Linked DNA regions of Homo sapiens: region 1 is linked to region 2. Evidence: chromatin loops called from intact Hi-C (ENCODE). Cell type or tissue: MCF 10A. All regions are shown on one strand. Each heading gives the region's core, and the rest is flanking DNA. Links, peaks and the distances in the headings are about the cores only.

Evidence for each region. Hi-C counts contacts between places; a loop is a spot of excess contacts. Peaks named below come from ENCODE experiments on the same cell type or tissue, not always from the same donor. Only the 100,000 strongest peaks of a DNase experiment are listed, where the experiment ranks them.
Region 1: it touches region 2 in a loop (4-fold over the local background); 2 of 110 quality-filtered maps call a loop at or near these places.

What each region holds. Positions count from the first base shown.
Region 1 is chr4:72,282,689-72,291,038 of GRCh38, reverse strand. ADAMTS3 (ADAM metallopeptidase with thrombospondin type 1 motif 3) reads left to right here. Exons shown (of 22, transcript NM_014243.3): 20 at 1-184; 21 at 2,171-2,288; 22 at 7,335-8,350. The coding sequence ends at 7,903. Among named protein-coding and RNA genes, the nearest start is that of NPFFR2, 250 kb to the right of the region's middle. In MCF 10A, for the core only: a CTCF peak has its summit at 4,625; no DNase peak of the experiment used is centred there.
Region 2 is chr4:71,936,050-71,944,399 of GRCh38, reverse strand. No RefSeq gene overlaps it. Among named protein-coding and RNA genes, the nearest start is that of NPFFR2, 92 kb to the left of the region's middle. In MCF 10A, for the core only: CTCF peaks have their summits at 3,001 and 3,203 (motif pointing right); no DNase peak of the experiment used is centred there.

The DNA of each region.
Region 1 (8,350 bases), core at 160-8,159, 350 kb before region 2:
CTGCACCAAAACCTGTGGAAGTTCTGGCTATCAGCTTCGCACTGTACGCTGCCTTCAGCCACTCCTTGATGGCACCAACCGCTCTGTGCACAGCAAATACTGCATGGGTGACCGTCCCGAGAGCCGCCGGCCCTGTAACAGAGTGCCCTGCCCTGCACAGTGGAAAACAGGACCCTGGAGTGAGGTAGGTGTGTGAATTCCGTGCATGCATAAGTAAAGTGTGTGTGTAAGCATGTGTAGATATTTTAATTTGGCTTAAACATCAGTTAGGCTTTGTGTGAACTGAGAAACTACTGCATATTTTGTAATTACCTGGAGGTGTTAGGAAAAATTAATGCTTTAAGACAGTACATGTTAGGGGCAAACCATGTTTATGTGTTTCATAACATAGAGAAGAAGTCTGAAAGATGACTGTTCTTTTGTCTAATATTTTTGTTGACTTCCCTATTCCTTCAGTATAAATTCCAAACCCCTGATATTGAATGCAGGGCCCAGCACCATTTGGCACTGCACTAACTCCTCTTATTCTTTCTTCATTCCAACTCTTTGTCCCAGTTCGAGTAAACTTCACACTGTTCCAAACAGACCATGCTTGTTTGAGCCTCCTACCTTTCAGCTGACTTGTACTCCCCCTCCTCCTACCTGATAATCTCTCCTTCTCCACCAAACCTCATCTCCGTAGTCCAAATGACCACCTTCCAGGTGGTACCTTTCCTGGCAGTTCCTCCTGTATATCTGAAATGCAGTACAACTTAACTTTACCATGCTGTTCATGACAGAGTATTATAACTCTGATTCTTGAATCTATATTTGCCACTAGTACACACATTTCTCAAAAATAGTATGCCTTGTTTCCTCAGCACTCAGCTAGTGCCTAGCATACCTGTCCAGATGATGTTTGTTTGCTAATTGGCTGACTCAATGTTGCATTGTCAGCTATTACCACCTGTCTTAGATATTTCTAAAGACTCAAAATAAGAAATCTTGGGGTCATAGGAGAATAGTTTATAGGAGGAAAGGGCATGAAAAAGCAGACAGAAGACTAAAGAGTAAGTGGAGAATAAGCCCAGAAAGGAAGAAACAAGCAAGTTGTCTTATCTATTTCTTGCTGCTTTAACAGAATTCCACAGATTGGGTAATTTATAAAGAACAAAAGTTTATTTGGCATATGGTTCTGGAGGCTGCAGAGTCCAAGAGTATGGCACTGGCATCTGGAGAGGGTCTTCCTGTAGCTGAAGGCATCACATGGCAAGGAGGCATGCAAGAGAGACACAGAGGATCCTTCTATCAGTAGCCCATTCCTGCAATAACTAACCCATTCCCAAGATAATAGCATTAACCCATGCCCATAAATCACCTCAGAAAGGTCCCACCTCTTAAAGGTCCCTCTCAACATTGTTACAATGGCAGTTAAATTTCAACCTGAGTTTTGGAGGGGACATTCAAACCATAGTACAAGTGCAGGTCACCCACATAGGATGATAATGATAACACATATCAAAGTCTCAGTAGAAGTCCCTCCTCCACAGCACCTTCCTAGGGCCATTACATGGAACTTTCTGAGCTTAGTTTTAGAGCAGTAAACCTTTTCATTAGAGAAATGAACTTAAGAGCACAGAGAAATAGTAGTTCCAAGGATGTTGAATTAACCATCCAAGGCAACTTATCAGTAAATTCTGCTATCTGTAAGAAAGAAGTGAGGACTGTCAATACTATGATTGGGTCCCTGAGAACAGACATCATCAACATTGTATTTAGAAACTACAGCAGATGTTACCATTGTTATTAATCATGGCTTCTTTCATATGATATGCTTACTAGGTGTCAGGAATTTTGTTACTGCTTTATACACTTTGTTCCTTTGCCTTCATTTAGTCCTAAAACAATCTTATAAGACAGGTATTATTATCCCAGCTTTCCACTAGATAAGGAAGGTGAATCTTATGTAGAAAAAACAATGCTCCCAGGCTGGTAAATAATGGAGTCAGAATATAAACTCAGTAGTATCTGTCTTCAAAACCACTGTGCAGCATTACTTAATAGAGAACCCACTCCAGATCTCTGTGTCTTTGTGTGTGTGTGTGTGTGTGTGTGTGTGTGTGTGTGTGTGTGTGTATGTGCATGGTCTTGGTGCAATAAATGTCTGTAACCACAGCCTTTGTCTCTGCAGTGTTCAGTGACCTGCGGTGAAGGAACGGAGGTGAGGCAGGTCCTCTGCAGGGCTGGGGACCACTGTGATGGTGAAAAGCCTGAGTCGGTCAGAGCCTGTCAACTGCCTCCTTGTAATGGTAGGTGTCACACCAATTGACTTCACTGCTCTGATGTTTTTAAACCTCAAAAAGCAGAATTTCCTTTTGAGAGAAGTTATAGAATTTATATTTGTTTACTGATAAATAACCAAAGGAAAACACCTGTGAAATATTAGTCCAGTTCAGTTCTTTAAGATCAGCATTTGAGGTAATGTCCTACACTTTTTAATTATCATGATCACTATAGCCCTGCCATTTCTGGCTGGTGGCATTGGAGTGAGGGCTGTGCCATGTATATGTAACGTCTATCAATTTGTGTTGCTAATAGGAACCACTTAATTTTTCCTTGTTATATTTAACTATAACTTCACATCTTTATTAAAAGCATAATTTTGCAAAGATTTTGAAATATTTTACTAAAATTATTCAATTTTGATCTGTGGGTAATGTTACTCAACCCTAAAGCCATTTCCAATAACTGTCTGTCCATAGAGTAACTTCAAACAGACACCTTGCACATAGGATAAAATTCAGCATTTGCCTGACCTGCCAACTTGCTGTATGGCAAAAGCAGAGTATATTTTCTTTATTTAGTCAATTTGCTATTTTAAAACAGCAAAATGGGGCCAGGTGCGGTGGCTCATGCCTGTAATCCCAGCACTTTGGGAGGCCAAGGTGGGTGAATCACCTGAGGTCAGGAGTTCGAGACCAGCCTGAACAACATGGTAAAACCCTGTCTCTACTAAAAATACAAAAATTAGCTGGGCATGGTGGCGCATGCCTGTAATTTCAGCTACTTGGGAGGCAGAGGCAGGAGAATTGCTTGAACCCAGGAGACAGAGGTTGCAGTGAGCTGAGATCACGCCACTGCATTCCAGCCTGGGTGACAGAGTGAGACTCCATTTCAAAACATAAGTAAATAAAACAAGCAAAATATATTGGATGGTTTTGGGCTCTATCACTGTCTCCTTCTGCCTCCATTTCCATAGCTCTCTATCCACATCTCTGTCTGTCCTGTGCTCGGTCATCTGTGTCTCCATTTGCTGTCCTCTGTCTCTCTCTTATTTTTGGTGTCTGTCTTGCTCTGTCTCTGATGAGCTGTCACCTGCTGCCTGTATGTGGCTCATTTTCTATGTCAGCCACACATGCTTTTTCGAGGCCTTACTCTTTCTTCTTGCTGTCCTTCCCTCTCCCTCTCCTAGTCTCCCTGGCTGTACCTCCTATCATTCTTTTTCCCTCTCATCTTCTCTCTCCTCCTGCCTCTTCCTGGCTCTCTCTTTCCCCTCTTTCCTTGTTCCATGTGTCTGTCTCCCTTTCTCTCCCATTTTCTCTTTCTCGGTGTCCTCCCCTTCACCCTCTCCCTTTCTCTTTCTTTATCCTCCCCTTCCTCTCCAACTTGGTATGTCTGTCTCTGTCTCTCCATCTCTTCCACCTCTCTCTCTCTCCCTGTCTCTTATCTCCTCCACTGCCTTAGTCTGTTCTAGCTGCTATAACAAAATACCTGAGACTGGGTACTTTATTAAAAAAAAATTATTGCTCAGAGTTCTAAGTCTAGAAGCCCATGATCAAGGCATCAGCAGATTTAGTGTCTGGTGAGGGCTTCCTAGATGGTGCCTTGTTTTTCTGTCCACATGTGGTGAAAAGGGCCAGGGAGCTCCCTTGATTCTCTTTTATAAGGGCATGAATTGCATTCATAAGCGCTCCACCCTGATGGCCTAGTCACCTCCCAAAGTCCCCACCCTGTTAGTACCATTGCCGTGAGGATTAGGTTTCAACAAAGGAATTTTGGGGGCACACATTCAGGCCATACCCACCTTTTTCCTCTCCTTCCAGCCTCTTTTTCTCTACTCCTCCATCTTTTACTCCTTGTGTCTGTCTCTTTCTCCTCCTATCTTTCTCTTCCTAGCCCCTCCACTGACATCTTTTTCTCTTCCTGTCTCATTTTCTCTCCCCAAGTCAGTCTCTCGCCACCCCCATCTGTTTGTTGCACTCTCTCTTCCGTTATATTTTCTTCTCCTGCCTTGTTTTCCTAGCCCACCCATCCCCATCCACCACAACCCTTCTCTTAAATGCAGTTCTGCTAAAGCCACGACAGTGACAACTGTGGACGTTGTTTTCACATATTAGAAGACTCAGGCCTAAAGAAGTTGCTTTTTCCTTGGCCTCCAACACCATAAGTAAGACATTGTTTGAATATTGACATCTGCTGAATGGTGCTTTTTGTCAAGAAAATTGGCAAAGCACTATCTTGTCAAATGTTTTATTTTTTGAAGCTCATTTTCAGGCTTTAAGTCTTCAACCCTTATAAATTACTTCATTATAAATTTTCATCTGAAATATATTATAGCAAGAACATATCTGACCATGAGAGGGAGACATAGGACTTATATATTTAATCATTTTACTTTGGAAAGTATTGACATATGTAAGAGCTCAAAATACAAATCAAAACCAAAAGAACAAACTTTACTCAGAAGTTTTAACATATACTGTCACCAGAATATTTTATTCTTATGTAGTTATTCCTGTTAAGAGGCTGCCACTTTGTAAGTAAGCTTTATTGATCTTGGAGCTGGTACAGCTGTGCATTTCTACAGACGTGCCCAATGGTTAGCAAGAATTTTCTTGATTCTCCTTCTTTAGCCAGAAGAAATTGTTTTGAATATAAAACCAGGGAGCTAATAAGATAGCTTAACTATCATAGTGATTTCATATCCCTTTTAGTTGTTCTGTTGTTCTAAAATTGAGGCCCAAAGGGCAATCCTAAGAGTTCTAACGGTCACATGTTTCTACCATATTTGAAGTAAAATAAGTAATACTTTCTATCAGAATCTCAAACTGCTATTAGAATCAAATGGCCTTTTGAGACCATGTGTGAATCTCTTTTCCAGAACCTCTTATAATGATTTGGGGGTGGAACGAGAAGTCTGAAAAGTTGCCTTAATTTTTTTGTAATTGATTGATTTTTTTCATGTGACTCCATATTTTGATTGATTGTACCATTTTTTTTTTTTTTTTTTGCCTGTAAGCTCTTCTCATTTATCAGTAGGCAAATTCCCATAAGGTTAATGTATTCCTTTGCTCTTATTTTTCTCAGAATATCTCTCCCTTTTGCTCCTCCACACAAAAGTAAATTCTGGCCCTAATGAAACCCAGGTTATGAACAGGACTCTGCAATGCCAAAGTGCTCACACTTAGACATGGGAGACCTTTGGTTGGACTCCTTCTCTAACTCAGAGAAAACAGGTCGTACTTCTAAGAGGGGCCTCCTAACAGGGGCGATGAGGGAAAGGGGTTAGAGGAAAAAGAGAGGACAAGATCGAATAATGTCCTCTCCTCTTGAGACCTAGAGCCTGACACATACAGAAAGAAGACATTTTTCTTATTTTAAGATACAGGTTTTCAAAAAAAATTCACACATGAGAAAATATTTAAGGTGAAACTCATTAATATAATGCTCATTCATAACATAATTAGATGATGACCTAGCTTATATGAAGTATTCAGACACATTATACCATATAATAGACCTGCACATGTCAAGCATATATGAGTCATTTCACAATTTGGGAAGTGGACATCGTATTACAGCTCAATGTTGGTAATTTTAGTCCTCTATTGGCTTCGCCAGCTGACTCTCTCTTTTTTTGTTTCTAACTTTAGAAAAAGGATTTTTTCAATTTTTGGGGAGTTATGTAGCAGGCCTCTTTCTTAGCAGTATAGTATTACCCAATAATAGGCTGTAACTTTAAGTGATTCTATTACATAAATGCCACAATTGACAGTTCTTTGCATTTCTTCTTTGGGCATGGATCAGTGTTTCTGTGTTGCACATATGCAGGGATGCTACTCTATGCACTGGTTCTGTTATCAGAGAGGCACAGGATATGTCTTTATTTCATAAGGTATACCCAGGATGACTAAAACTATGCACAAGTTAACATTTTTATGAGCTTAATATTTGGATTATCTGAAATCCAATTCTTGTAACCTGGAATCAATAAAATTTTAAAGTAATAAAAATAATGTGTACACATGCAGTATGAAGTGTTTTAGAAGTGTTACTTTAGATGTTATCAAGTGTTTTATGAGTATTACTTTAGTAATTTTTAGACAAAGTGCTGTCAATTCAATGAAATTACATTTTATGAGTGTTACTAAGTATCCTTTAAACATAAAGTACTGTCAATTCAATAAAATTAAATGTAAGAACCATGAATTATTCATAAGAAATTTGGCATACTTTACCCAAATTTGTGCATTCAAATAACAAATAATCTGAGAATATTCAATGATAAACATGAAACTATTTTATTCAAACTGGAGAATTTTTTTTTTTTTTTTTGAGACAGAGTCTCGCTCTGTCACCCAGGCTGGAGTGCAGTGGCACAATCTTGGCTCACTGCAAGCTCCACCTCCTGGGTTCACGCCACTCTCCTACCTCAGCCTCACGAGTAGCTGGGACTACAGGCGCCTGCCACCGCGCCTGGCTAATTTTTTTTGTATTTTTAGTAGAGACGGCTTTTCACTGTGTTAGCCAGGATGGTCTCGATCTCAAACTGGAGAATTTTTTTAAATCAAGATGGTATTTTGATTATTCTTTGGAGAATACCTTTGTAAGATTTGTTTTGTTTTTACAAGTGTTTAGTATTTATTTTGATTTCACATTTTAACGTAATGTAGGGAGTACCCTCTGAGAAAGTCAGAAATACCATAAAATAAAAATACAGATGCCCCTTTGCATCCTAAAAATTTAACCACAACGTTAAATAAATTATCTTTGCCCATTCTAAAATCAGATATAGGTTCCTACTTGGAGAAAAAAATACCCTCTGTGGTCTGAAGACTCCTGGTGGAAATATTAAAATAATGATCATCACAAGGACTTTGTAGACAAAGAACTACTTATTTTAGTGAATTCATTCTAATATTCATATTTTTAATGCAAAAGCTCGTGTGGATCACTCCCGTTAGTGTCAGATTGCACTTAAATCTTTTTACATTCATTAAAAATTTTAATTTTTTTCCTCCTTTTATTTTATGTTTAGATGCTAGTGTTAGTTTATTTTCTTTTTATTTTTGCAGATGAACCATGTTTGGGAGACAAGTCCATATTCTGTCAAATGGAAGTGTTGGCACGATACTGCTCCATACCAGGTTATAACAAGTTATGTTGTGAGTCCTGCAGCAAGCGCAGTAGCACCCTGCCACCACCATACCTTCTAGAAGCTGCTGAAACTCATGATGATGTCATCTCTAACCCTAGTGACCTCCCTAGATCTCTAGTGATGCCTACATCTTTGGTTCCTTATCATTCAGAGACCCCTGCAAAGAAGATGTCTTTGAGTAGCATCTCTTCAGTGGGAGGTCCAAATGCATATGCTGCTTTCAGGCCAAACAGTAAACCTGATGGTGCTAATTTACGCCAGAGGAGTGCTCAGCAAGCAGGAAGTAAGACTGTGAGACTGGTCACCGTACCATCCTCCCCACCCACCAAGAGGGTCCACCTCAGTTCAGCTTCACAAATGGCTGCTGCTTCCTTCTTTGCAGCCAGTGATTCAATAGGTGCTTCTTCTCAGGCAAGAACCTCAAAGAAAGATGGAAAGATCATTGACAACAGACGTCCGACAAGATCATCCACCTTAGAAAGATGAGAAAGTGAACCAAAAAGGCTAGAAACCAGAGGAAAACCTGGACAACCTCTCTCTTCCCATGGTGCATATGCTTGTTTAAAGTGGAAATCTCTATAGATCGTCAGCTCATTTTATCTGTAATTGGAAGAACAGAAAGTGCTGGCTCACTTTCTAGTTGCTTTCATCCTCCTTTTGTTCTGCATTGACTCATTTACCAGAATTCATTGGAAGAAATCACCAAAGATTATTACAAAAGAAAAATATGTTGCTAAGATTGTGTTGGTCGCTCTCTGAAGCAGAAAAGGGACTGGAACCAATTGTGCATATCAGCTGACTTTTTGTTTGTTTTAGAAAAGTTACAGTAAAAATTAAAAAGAGATACCAATGGTTTACACTTTAACAAGAAATTTTGGATATGGAACAAAGAATTCTTAGACTTGTATTCCTATTTATCTATATTAGAAATAT
Region 2 (8,350 bases), core at 56-8,055:
CTATGGAAAAAAATGAGGATAATAATATCCCTTATGAAGAATAAATGAAATGTTGATATTAAAGGACTTTGCCAGCTGAATAGAGCTGTATGTAATACAAATCATAAATGTCCCTCCCAAAGCCAGTCTGAAAGCATTCTCAGATCTCACATGGTACAGAGAGATATCTATAGGAAAGAATGAGTGAGTAATTAGAAGTCTGATTAGATGAAAACAACAGTATTTGAAAAAAATCAATTGACAAATTAAATTTTGATAGGATTAGCATGGATATTGAGAATGTAATCTCATCCAGGTGCTAAGAAAGTTATACAAAGAAATATGAATTTATAGCAAAGGGCAAGGGGCTTGTGTTTATTCTAAAGTTAATATCTGTCTCAATGTTTTTTATTTTGTCTTCCCTACGGCAAGCTTTCTTGAGCTAGGCATTCAGAAAAAGTTATATGGAATTCAAAATGAGTCTGCAAATGTCACAAAATAGCCAAGAAACCAGAACAATTTAAGACTGATGGCAAAATACAATTTTTTTAATACTTACATAACATACTGGAAAAAGTGGCTACACAAAGAAAGGAAAAATTCATGATATTAGAAAATAATAGTTACAATGTATATACTACAATTTTCTTTAGTGTTAGCAATAATTGTTCTCAACTTCAATTCTGATTTAGGCTTTCTACTACTTAGAAAAGAGCAAATTGGGAATCAGAGTAAACTTGAGGGGTTTTTTATAATTCCTTTAAGACATTTAACACAAGCTATTGTGGGTAAAAGCTATTTCTATTCTACTCTCTTCTGAAATCAATCAAAATCAATATGAAGACTAAAAAACAGAAAAAAAATAGTCAAAACCATGAATTTTGATAAATATTTGACAAAAACAATAGAAGTCTTCTTATTTTTACATAGAAGTTGACAGCAATTTTCCTAAACATAATTTCTGTGGTTGGAATTCCATATTGATTTGTCTTTACCAAATAATCTATGTTCACAACATATTGTCTATAATTCCAATTACATAAGTGGATAGATTATTACTATATTTATATAACTGAATAGATTTCTTGTTGTTGTTTTGGTTTGCATTTCCCTGATAACGTATGATGTGGGATATCTCTTTATATGCATTGCTCTCTGTTAAGGTCTTTGGCCCATTTAATCGAGTGGTTGGTGTCCTTATTGTTGAGTTTTAAAAGTTATTTGTGTATTTTGGATAATACTCTTTTATCAGATATGTCTTTGCAAATGTTTCCCCCCAGTTTGTGGCTTGTCCTTCATTCACTTGACTGTCTTTCACAGAGCAGACATTTTTCATTGTTAATAAAGTCCAGTTTATTATTTGTTTCTTTCATGGATAGTATCTTTGGTGTTGCAAGTAAAAAGTCATCACCAAGCCCAACGTCATCTAGATTTCTTCCTATGTTATCTTCTAGGATTTCTATAGTTTTGCATTTTATGTTTAGGTCTGTGGTTCATTTCGAGTTAATTTTGGGGAAGGGTATAATAAGGTCTGCATCTAGATTCACTTCATTGCATGTGGATGCCCAGTTGTTCCAGAATCATTTGTTGAAAAGCTTCTCTTTTCTGTATTGTATTACCTTTGCTCCTTTATTGAAAAATCAATTGACTATATTTATGTGGATCTATTCCTGTGCTCTCTGTTCTGTCTCATTGATCTATTTGTCTGTTCTTGCATCAATAATACACTGTCTTTATTACTAACTGTGGCTGTATAGTATGTCTTTAAATTAGGTAGTATCAGTCCTCCAACTCTGTTCTTCTCCTTCAATGCTGTGTTATCAACTATTCTGCATCGTTGCCTGTCCATATAAATTTTAGAATCAGTTTTTCAGTATCTCCAAAATACTTTGCTGGGAATTTTATTGGATTGTGTTGAATCTGTAGATCAAGTTAGAAAAAAATTGACATCTTGACATTGAGACTTCCTATCTGAGAACATGGGATATCTCTCCATTTATTTAGTTCTTTGGTTTCTTTCATCAGACCTTTGTGGTTTTCCTCACATAGATCTTGTAAATATTTTTTTAGGTTTATACCTAAGTATTTCATTTAGGGGGGTGCTAATATAAATGGCTTTGGGTTTTTAATTCCGAATTCTTCCTGTTCATTGCTAGTATATGGGAAAATGATTGGCTTTTGTGTATCAACCTTGTATTCTGCAACCCTGTTATACTCACTTTTTAGTTCCAGGAGATTGTCGGTTCTTTCAGATTTCCTACATAGATAATCATGTCATCTGCAAAAAAAAAAAAAAAAAAAAAAAAAAGTTTTATTTCTTCCCTCCCAATATGTATACCTTTTATTTCCTTTTTTGTTTGTCTTATTGTACTAGATAGGACTATTATTTCTCCCTTAAAAGTTTTATATCATTCTGTATACAACCCTTAAATCTTATTTTGTGGAAAGTTTGTAATTTTAGATTTATTTTTTTAAAATAAACACTAATTCAGATTTTATATTTCTTCTTATGTGAGTTTTGGTAACTCAAGTGACTTTATGCATATTTGGGAAATTTTATATTTTTTTCAAATTTATTCGCAAAAATGTTTGTAGTAACTCTTTCTATAAATTTAAATACTATGGGTTTTGTGATTACCTCACTTTTTCTTTCCGGTGGTTATAATTTGTGCTTTCTGTCCTTTCATTATCAGTCTTATGAGGGGCTAAGTAGTGTTATTTATCTTTTGGCTTTTCAAAAATTATCTGTGACTACAACTCTGCCTGCTTTTAGGGGCATGTTTAGGAACACATTGTTATTTTACCATTTGAATGAGAACAGCCCTTGGTATCCTAGATTTTCAATCGCTATGGAGATATCACTATATTTAGAGTCCTGATTAAACAAGGAGAAATTCCTTACTGAAACTTCAATTTGATGTTAACTCACACAGCACTTTTTTTTTTTTACAACAGAACACATTACCTTAATAATAATTTTTCATTAAAAATACATATTATGATCCAAATTTATTATTTTCTGCAGTCTTTGGTTCAGATTTCCTCTTTTCATGAGAATTAATTGAAGCCATTTGGAGACAGATAAAAATTGGGGTGTATATTAGGATATACTAAGTTGTGCCATGGTAATAAACCTCAAAATCCTAATGGCTTAAAATAACACAAATTGAGTTTTCGGTCATTTATCATATGTCCTTTGCTGGCCAGAAGGGGGCTCTGCTCATTTTAGTTAATCACAGACCCAAGCCAGTGGCACAGCCATCACTTTGAATGCTGTTGTTTACTGTATTGGCTGGAAGAACTCTTGGGAGGGTTGCCCATTTACCAATAAATGATCTGGTTCCAAAATGGCATCCATTACTCTGATCATAATTAATTGTTTAAAACCTTCTAACACATGACCTCATCTAACTAAAAGATGAGCAGAAAGTGAAATATTCCCATATGCTCAAAAGTGAGAAAACCAAAATTATTTGATAAACAGCACTTATGACTATCAAAGTTTACACTTTGATTTCCACCCAGAAAAGAAGTATAGGAGATAAGAAAAATAATGTTCTTACCAATTAGCATTAACTGTTAACTATGCTTATGAATACTTTTGTAAAAATGATCTATATATGTGATTTTTTAAAAGTAGAGGATAAAAACCATTACGCTATCAATAATTATTTCTGGCATAGGAACATCAGTGATATATATATATGTTATATTCCTTTCCAAGAAATTTTTAATAATCATATATTAGTTTTGTTATTTAAAAATAAAGTTCAAACATAAAAAGAAAGAATAATAAAACTTACCTTGAAGTCAAATATTCAGTTTTTCTGTGTATTTCTCTATTTTTCTCCTTTCACATCCTGGCTTTAATCAATTTTAACCACGGAGTGCATGTGGACTGAAAGAAACCCTCAGGCCTCAATTCAAAAGAAATCAGTGGCCAAGATACATCATAAAAATTCACTTTCAGTGAAATTTTTTCCCACAATTACACATAAGAAATAGTGAAGAAAAACATTTTTCTCTGTTTCAGGTATGCAAAAGGCATTTACAATTAAAATTTCATTGAGATGTGCCCAGGATAAACATCAAGCATTATAAATGTAACTAATTCATAGTAAAATTAAGAATAACAGCTAAAAATAGAGATAATGTTTTGCATTTGAATAGAAATTGAATGTTACCTACTAAGTGCTTCTTAATGAGTAGTTAACACTATTATAGACATATTAATATTTGGATTTATACATTTTTCTTTTAATTAGTGCTTAAACTATAAATAGTGGTGGAAGAAATACAAATTTCAAATAGATCTTCCTTGTCTTCTGTTAATTGCAAAATAAATCGATGTACCATTGAATAGGTCTAATCAGGCTTCCCGAGAGGCCAACCTCTGGAGTGCAGTTTTGGCGACAGTCACTGAATAAAATGTGTTATTGAGAGAAGACTTTGGATATCATGATAATTGTAGTATGTGAGCTTCCTAAGAAGTTTCTTATTCTGAAACAATGCAATAATATGTCTTTTTAATTTTTTAAGAGAAATATAATTTTTTCCCCATGTGATCATCTAGTTTTATCTCACATTTGCCTAGCATTAAATATTCTCCAGATCACAAGGTCAGGAGTTCGAGACCAGCCTGGCCAACATGGTGAAACCCCGTCTCTACTAGAAATACAAAAATTAGCTGGGTAGGGTGGTGCACACCTGTAATCCCAGCTAGTCAGTAGGGTGAGGAAGGAGAATTTCTTGAACCCAGGAGGTGGAGGTTTCAGTGAGCCGAGATCACACCACTGCACTCCAGCACTCCAGCCTGGGCAACAGAGCAAGATTCCATCTCAAAAAAAAAAAAAAAAAAAAAATTCTCCCTAGCTATGAAGATCTCCAAATATCCATCTAACCTTTCAGCAAAACTAAATGGAGTTAAAGCCAGTTAAATCAGTCAATAAGACAGGATTTAGTCTCTATTAAACTCTTTTCATTATTATCATATGTGTGTGGGGAGATAGAGAAAGAGGAAGGAGAGAGGCAGAAAGGTAAAGATAGAGAGAGGGAGAGAAGATGGAGAATGAGAAAGAATTTTAGTTTAATTATAAGACTAATTTTTACTGCTCTTTGGAGTTCTATGGGCCTCCCTATCTATAGTCTCCATAACAATATCAAACAAATTTACATTCAAGTCCTCTAGCTCTACTACTTATAAGCTCAGAAAAGTTACTCAAGAGGGAAAATAGCTATTCTTCATTGTTTGAAAATATTAAGATAAAATATATAGCATAGTTACTTTGGTACCTAGTATAAACTAAGTACTCAATAAATTTTATCTATATACTACCAATAAAAATTGTCATGATTGTTGTTATTATTATTATTATTTGAGGCAGGGTCTTTCTCTGTTGCCATGTTATAGTGCAGTGGCACTTGATGACTCACTCCCCCAGCTCAAGTGATTCTCCCACCTCAGCCTGCCAAGTAACTGGGACCACAGGCATGTACCAGCATGCCCAGCTTTAAAAAAATAAAATAAAATAAAATTTGTAGAAACTGGGTCTTACTATATTGCCCAGGCTGGTCTCTAACTACTTTTATTTTTAATAGGCTATAGATATTCTTGGTGGGCTTCTGTTGTGACAAAGAAGACATGAATTTTTTGAGTCTGTTCATACTTATTACCTTGATTGAAGAGCAACATTCAGAAGCCTCAAGTTCCTTTTTCAGAAAAAAAAATGCTTTCCAATTTATGCTATTAGCTTTTAGATACAATTCAACAAAATATAGAATAGGAACTTAATTTTGCCAAGAATATACAATAAGGATTTATCCACAAACCATGAAAGAAAATGAATGCACGTTTCTGTTAGAATTTAGAAAGAATTTCCCATAGATCTCTGCTATAAGTCATATAGTCTATAGGGTCTGTTCTGTTTGTAGAAGATAGAGTATCCCTCTTTCTCCAGGGATCTCAAGGATTCTCTAGTGGAATCATGAGGTAAGAGGCTAGATGTATTTATCTGAATAGATTCCAGTTCTACAAGACATGTTTTATTTTTTATTTATAGGTAGAAAGGTTACATTTTGATCAGCTTTTTCTGATAAATCTCTGACAAATCAGTATGCCAACAAACACTTCCTTAATTCCCTATATTAATCTTAAGCCATATTTAATAAGTGACTCCACAAATGGCTTATAAAGACATTTTTAAGGGGCACTCAAGCAAATGTGTGAATATAGTTATTATGCTGAGATCATGCAAAAAGAACCTACAATATACTAAGGATCAGGGAAGGCTACTTAAATCGAATGTTCAAAGCAATGTGTTTATGAAGAAATTCTGTTGTCCATATTGATCATAAATCTATTACCATTGTCTCTTTTACTCTATTTGCCCACCAGAAATGTGCTTTTGTTTTTCTTCTCCTTAATCTAGTTTCTAGAAATTAAATTGATTTTGCTTCATATCACTGCACCACCTGAATGCTTCTAGGATCAGAATTTCTCTGGCAATTTTTCTGTTGTCAAATTGGAGCATATCTTGCCACTGTGTTCCAACATTGACTCTAACATGATGGCAATTGCCTGTAATAGTTTGTATCGCTAAACTATAATTAGAGGAATCAGAAATTGAAATCATATAAATTTTATACTGTTTAGATTATATCATGCACAGCTTTGCTCAGTTAATCATTCCTATTTTTTAAAAAAATAAATAGAACCAGGGGATCATCCAATCCTTGAAAATTTAATGACTGAGCACTTGTGCAGTTCTAGGCTCTGTAACTACAAAGATGAGTAAAGCCACAGTCCCTGGCCTGGATAACTCATAGCATTGTGGGGTGGATTGAGCAAGGAAGGGAACGTGATCATAGACTGTTTTTTGATGCATGCTATATTGTAAGCAATTAAATAATCCAGTTTATTCTTGAATCCGAGCAGCAAAAAATTAAAGTGTAATGGAGGGGTCACAAAATATAAATAAAAATTGTTGATAATTCTACACACTAAGAACGATGCTAAGTGGGGTTTGTTTGTTTGTTTTGAGAGGAAGATTTGCTCCTGTTGTCCAGGCTGGCGTGTAATGGCGTGATCTCAGCTCACTGCTTCCTCAGCCTCCTAGGTTCAGGTGATTCTTCTGCCTCAGCCTCCGGAGTAGCTGGTATTACAGGCATGTACCACCACACCCAGTTAATTTTGTATTTTTAGTAGAGACTGGTTTCTCCCTGTTGGTCAGGCTGGTCAGGTGATCTGCCCGCCTCGGCCTCCCAAAGTGCTTGGATTACAGGCGTGAGCCACCGCACCCAGCCAGTGTTTTAAATGTAATATTTTAAGTAATACCTATTGCAACATTATAAAACAGAGATCATTCTTATTTAATAAATGAAGAAACTAGAACTAAGAGGTTTAAGCAGCTTTCCCAAAATCACAAAGCTAGATTGGGAATCGAACTGAAGGCGTGGGGGTAGTAATAGGAGAAAATAAACTAGGTTCCAACCTCTGCGATTGTTTATGGGTACAGAAGAGGAGTAAAAATAAGCCACCAAAATAAGCACAGAAAGCACAGTAGTCCCTCCATCCACTGTATCAAATATTTAGATAGCTGAATTGTAACTTTCTGTTCTCTCTCTTTTTAACCAGATCATGAGCTTTTTCAGAGCAATAACATTGTCATGCTCATTTTTATATTCCTTTGCCTTGAATTCTGCTATAAAATGAATATTGAATGGCTATTGACTCAACCACTAAGCATGTATCCTATTTAGGAGCTATATTTCAAAATAGTCACTTCAAAGAGGAAATGCCAGTTTCAGAAGGCCAGTTCTCAGCTCATAATTCTATTCTACAGTAATACATAAGTGCATAATTGAAATACAGCATACCAGTTTTAAGTTTCACAGCAAAAGAAATTGAAATTTCCTGCTGATATATTGTAAGAATCAAGTTTATTTAATTTTGTATTTATTGCATGTAACACTCACTATGTTAAAAATTTACTCAAAAGTTAAATATTTTAGAAATGTATGATGTTAAAGCTTTAAATGTTTATTAGACAAATAAAGACTACATTTTTTTCCCATTCTCCATTCTCCCCAGCACCATTTGCATTATAAAAATAATCAGATTCAAATTGTTAAGAAGTTCTTATAGCCAGGGTTTTCATCTCTCAAAATCATAGAATTCAAGTAAATGTCCCTACAGTTCCCTGTAGTTCTGGATTTTATTATTCCCACTGTAATTTTGAATCCATCAGTAAACATATCAATTTACATATCAATTAACATTTTATTGCACTATATCTATGAATAAATCAAGGAAAAAAAGACCTTTTTCTGTCTTAAATTACTTCACAGTGTAGTTATGGAAGCCAACTCTCTC